Regions from separate parts of the Homo sapiens genome. Here region 2 is linked to region 1. A link is an interaction called in ENCODE POLR2A ChIA-PET data of the cell type or tissue named here. Cell type or tissue: K562. All regions are shown on one strand.

The links. ChIA-PET counts read pairs that join two places held together with the same protein. Peaks named below come from ENCODE experiments on the same cell type or tissue, not always from the same donor. Only the 100,000 strongest peaks of a DNase experiment are listed, where the experiment ranks them.
Region 2: POLR2A ChIA-PET joins it to region 1 with 7 read pairs; 14 of 35 experiments call an interaction of 5 or more read pairs at or near these places.

The regions. Positions count from the first base shown.
Region 1 is chr17:17,507,769-17,510,268 of GRCh38, forward strand. PEMT (phosphatidylethanolamine N-methyltransferase) reads right to left here. Exons shown (of 7, transcript NM_148172.3): 5 at 1,666-1,777. Among named protein-coding and RNA genes, the nearest start is that of RASD1, 13 kb to the left of the region's middle. In K562, a CTCF peak has its summit at 1,873; DNase peaks (open chromatin) are centred at 1,473 and 1,843.
Region 2 is chr17:17,350,937-17,353,436 of GRCh38, forward strand. No RefSeq gene overlaps it. Among named protein-coding and RNA genes, the nearest start is that of NT5M, 49 kb to the left of the region's middle. RefSeq lists enhancers at 495-1,074, 1,339-1,633. In K562, no CTCF peak of the experiment used is centred here; a DNase peak (open chromatin) is centred at 1,465.

The DNA of each region.
Region 1 (2,500 bases):
GGGCCGTGGGAGGCCTGTGGGGGTCCCCGCTGTGTCAGCGTCTGGCCAGATAATGGCTCATCTCTAATGAGCTCCTGGACCATTGATGCCATCTCTCAGCACGCTGCATGGCTGATGTCCTCTGGAGGCGGCTTATGCGTCCCCCAGAGCCCTGGCCTGGCTGCCCCGAGCCCAAGGGTGACTCTCACTCCAGGGCACAAGACACTGCTGGGGACACTAAGCCACTGGGGAGGCACCGAAGGTTGGGGGGTTAGGGAGGGATTCGTGCAGGAGGGAACACTTGACGTTGGGTTTGGAAGGACTGACAAGGGGCATAAGTGGGAGGGTTCTAGGCGAGGGAACAGTGTGTGAGTGCATACATGCATGTGTTTGTGCACACAGAGGAGAGGGGGGAGCCAGGTGTGTTGGGAACCCTAAGCCTGCAGGGACGACCTGGGTGGGGGGGATTGTTTTGAGTTTGGGCTCATCCTGTGGCCCCAGTGGGGGTGCTCCATGGCCGGTGAGCCTGGGGGCACATAGTCTGGGCCTTAGCAGGCAGAGGGACCAGGCTAGAAGGCAGGTAGGACGTGTCCCTGGGGACTGCCTGGCCTGGACGTGGGGTGGGGGTAGGGTGGGTCCCAGCCAGACCCACAGCCCCCCTTCTAGCTTCTGCTGTCTCCAACCCCCGCTGCTACGGTCCCAACTGCTGAAGGTGGGAGCCAGGAGGCAACATCTTGCGCTTGACATTCACTGTTTACGATTCACTCCTTTGGGATCCTCAGGTCTTGTGGAGAACCTGTAAATTCTAGGCCAGTGGTTTTCAAGTGTTAAACAAAAGCAGTGGAACACTGTCTGCCAAAAAACCTTCTATGGAAGAAAATGGCTAAACTAGAACTGCTGGGGTGGGGGCTGGGTATGAAGCCGAGGGCAGCGCCCGCTGTGCCATCCTTGACCGCAGGTCCTCTGACCCGCCGGGGGAGCACATCTCCATACCTTGTCAGTACCCGTACCTGGCTGAGGCCGACAGCAGTTCTAGGCTTCCCTCATGGCACGGGGCCCCCTCTGTGGGAAGGGGTATCTGCCACATGGGCAGAGGCTATTGGGGCACAGGGAGTTCTGTCAGCTGCGGGTGAGCTGGGCCCTGGCGGCTCTGGCCAACCCCTCCTGCGGGGAAGATGGGTCGGGTGGTCCCAGCCCTGATGTCCCCGCACAAGGGTCCGCAAACTACGGCCTAGGGGCCAAGAACGCCTGTTACATTTTTAAACGGTTAAAAGCAAAAGGATCAAAAAGAATGTTTCATGACACGTGAAAAGAATCTGAAATTTAGGCTTCAGTGTCTGTAAGTGGAGCTGTGCTGGCGCCAAAGACGCGCATCCATTTTCCTGCGTCTGCAGCTGTTTTGTGTGGCAGGACCAGGGCTGAGCAGCTGTGACCTGCCTGCAGCCTTTGAGCCTCCACACTCCAGCCCTCTTTGGAGAAGCTGACCACCCTGTTCTGGGATGTTGTTTCTGTTACCATAGATAAGACGCTTCTGAGAAAGGGAGAACCAGGGCGCCTAGGCCCCCACAAATGACACGTTCTTCCTTTCTCTCTCTCCAGGGGCCCTGGCCCCCGCGTCCTGAGCTGCACCAGCTCCTCTCCGGGAGGTGGCCAGCAGGGCAGAGGGGTGGCAAGCCTGGTACTCACATGATGGCCCAGCCCAGGTAGTTGGCTGTGCTTCCCCAGTACATGGGGTTGTCCAGGATGTTGAAGGGGAACACGGTCACTCTCGCCTCCTTGAGGATCCCGAAGTAATCACCTGTGGATGAGGCAAGGCAGGGTCCCTCGGCTATTCATCAGCCCTGGCCACACCATCACTGAGGGAGGCCCCAGAGCGGGCTGTGGCGAGACCTGCAGGTGAGACAGGGCCCTGCCCTCCAGGAGACTTCAGAGAGTTCAACAATGGGCAGAGTCAGAGGGACCCAACAGGCACGCAGACAGCAGAGGGCGTGGGGCCTAAGGACTAAGGTGCTGAGCACCGCCCCTGCCCCACTGCTCCTCTTCTCGAGCACTCTGACCCAGCCATGCTGGCCTTCCTCTTCTTCCTGGCTCTGCACACGCTGTTCCCTCCCCTGCGATGCCTTTCCCTGCTCTCTGTACAGAGAGCGCCTTTCCTCCTCAGGCCCTTCGCCCTCTGCTCATGGCGCCTCTTTATGCAGACCCTTCCTCTTCCTGTCCTACCTCCCACTCTTCCTCGCTCTGGTGAGTTCCTCTCCCTCTAGGGGCCTCAGCTGGTTGCTAAGGGCTGCTCTGCTCCACACCCCAGGCTGTGTGGCTCTGGCACCAGGGCCTGGCCACAGCACGCCTCCCGTTGCTCTGGGAGGTCAGCTCTGGTATTGTTTTCTCACTCAGCTGCCCAGAGGAGCTAGACCCAGTGGAGAGAGGGTGACTATTGAACAGCCTGTTCCAGACAGGCCAGCCATGCACCCGTCAGCCGCACAGCCACAAGGCGTCCCCCGGCAGAGCTGCTCTGAGCCATAAG
Region 2 (2,500 bases), 160 kb before region 1:
CCACCCTGGGGACCCTGCTGAGGATGGGAACACTGCTCCTGGCCCTCAGACCTCTCTGGGGTTTGTGGTTCCCCGAGCCTGGGGTTCTGACCAGGGGTGGGCTGACCACAGGTCACCTTCTGAGGGACCCCTGGTATCTCCTGCATGGACTCCTCGAGTGCCTGAGCCCAGGGGGAGAGCAGCCTGGGCCTGTCCAGGGCTCACTGGCCCAGGTTCCCCACCCTAGGCCAGCTCTTCTTGACACATGTAGGCTGTGAGTCCTCACCCCGTGGGGTCGTCAGGCCAGATGAGGCCATGCATGTGAGGAAAGCTTCTGATCCTTCTCCAGTCCACGGCAGTGCCATTCCCACCTGTGGGGGGGAGGAGGCAGGCTCGGGAGGTGCAGTTACGTTCCCGAGGCCATGCGGCGTTCGACCTGGGTCAGCCTTGCTCAGTGTTTCTCAGGAGGCCCTCCTTTTGTCCACGTGGCCTTTTCCTCAGACGTTTTTGTGAAGGACGATGTGGCAGAGCCCTTCTGGCTGGGCCCTCTACCCGTCTCCACCCCAGAGGGCCCAGGGACTGCGCAAGCTGCTGATGGGGACCCCCACACTGAGCGGGGTGTCCCATGCCTAGGAAGGACAGATTCCTTGGCCAGCGTTGCTGAGCCTCTGTCCTGTCACTCACCCCCTTCCAGGCTCCGAGGGATGTGAGGACTTCAGACCACACACTTCCCAGGGCACATGTGTCGCTGGGGATCCCTCATCAGTCCATTTGCACCTGTGCTGTGGGGAGCCGGTCTCTGCTGCACTTGGGCAGCCCGCCCCGGCGGAGGGCAACCCCTTAATGAGCCTTAGCAGGTGGCATGTGGGCCAGCGTGTCCCAGCACGAGACGTTCTTGTGCTGGGTCCCTTCAGCTTTAGCCTCAGTGGGCAATTGGCCCAAGTCCCTGGCTGCTTCCCCACTGCAGCCCCTACCCAGCTTGGGTGGGGTCCTCACTGCCCACCCCGCCCCCCGCCACCTTGGCCCCCTTCCAGGTTCCAGACTTCCACTTGCGTGTGTCAGAAACGCAGCTCAAACCCACCCATGTGCACGTGCGCAAAGCTCGTTGGCCTGGGAGGCCCAGGGCACGCTCACCCCCAGGGGGTCACACAGTCTGACCAGGCTTTCGCGTCCTTCCTGCTCTCTCACTGCACTGTCCGCTTCTGCTTCCCAGCCTGTGGACGCTCCCTGGAGGGCAGAGCAGCTGGCACACCATGCCCATGCTCTGAGCGAGCAGCTGAGCTCTGGCCCACAGTGGTTGCAGATGATGTCGTAGAAAGGGCCCAGAAATAGCGAGGGGTGGTGGTGGCGGCAAACCTGGCAGCAGAGCCTGTGACAAGTGCAGTGACGCCTCACAGCGGGCTCAGGGGGTGGGTGGCCTGGTCTGAAGTCACCATAAGCAGAACAGGCTTCGCACCAGGACATCCGGGTCAATAACAGCCGGCCCCAGGCTGGCGATGACTCATGTTGGAGGGGCTATGGCCAGTGCCGTGGAGGACAGGCGTGGGAGCAGTCTCACCAGATTAAGTTTACTTCCAGCATTTGGGTCTAAACCCTCCAATGAACAGATGGGCTGGGGATGTGGCCTGTTTGCCGCAGGCGACAGAGGCTGCTGTGTGGCGAGTACTGCGGCAGGGCCTGCTCTGCGTCCCGTGCACCCTGGGGTGGCACTAATGGCACTTTTCAGCCCTCGGGTTCCATCACGTGGTCTTCTTACATGGGCTGCTGGGTGGTCACGGGGCGGGGGGTCACATGACTCTGTAAAATGTGTCCTCATTCACGAGGGGCCCAAATGCTGGGGAGGGAGGGAGGCCTGGGGCAGCCCAGCCAGGCAGGGAAGCTCGGCGGCAGGAGCCGCAGCCCAGGGCAGAGGAAGGGTGGCTGTCCCCCCAACTCCCTTCCCAACCCCCCTGCAGACCTCTATGCTCTGCTTCTATGCCTGAGCTTTAGTGGGGGTGTTTTTTTAAATTGCAAAATGGACATTTTAAGGGCATCTCTCTCTGAGTGTCCGGCATATAGATGCGGCTCAATGGATGGCAGCCGGGATGAGGATGACGAAGCAGAGATGAAGGGGGCACATGTGTGTGCACCATACACACACACCCGAAGTGGTGCGGACTGGAGCCCTCCAGGCTGGCCTCGGGCTTGAAGGCAGAAAGACCATGGGGTTTCTTTAGTTTTCTGGGTCAGGATTCCCCATTTGTTGGGACCACATCAAGCATCAATCTGACAATAGCTGTTTCCTTAGTGCTTACTGTGTCCCGCCACTGTGATCAGCACATTTCACAGCCACAGAACCACCCTCTGGAGCTGTTCCTGGTTAGGGATGGCACGAACCATCTCTGTGTGGCCAGGCCTGCTGGGGCTGCCCTAGGCGGTGGCCATGCTGGGGCTGCGCTTGTGGCCTCCTGGCACTGTCGTCTGGCCTGGCATTCTCTTGGGGCCCAGGTGTTCCTGGGTAAAGCAGGGCCTGGGGTCAGGA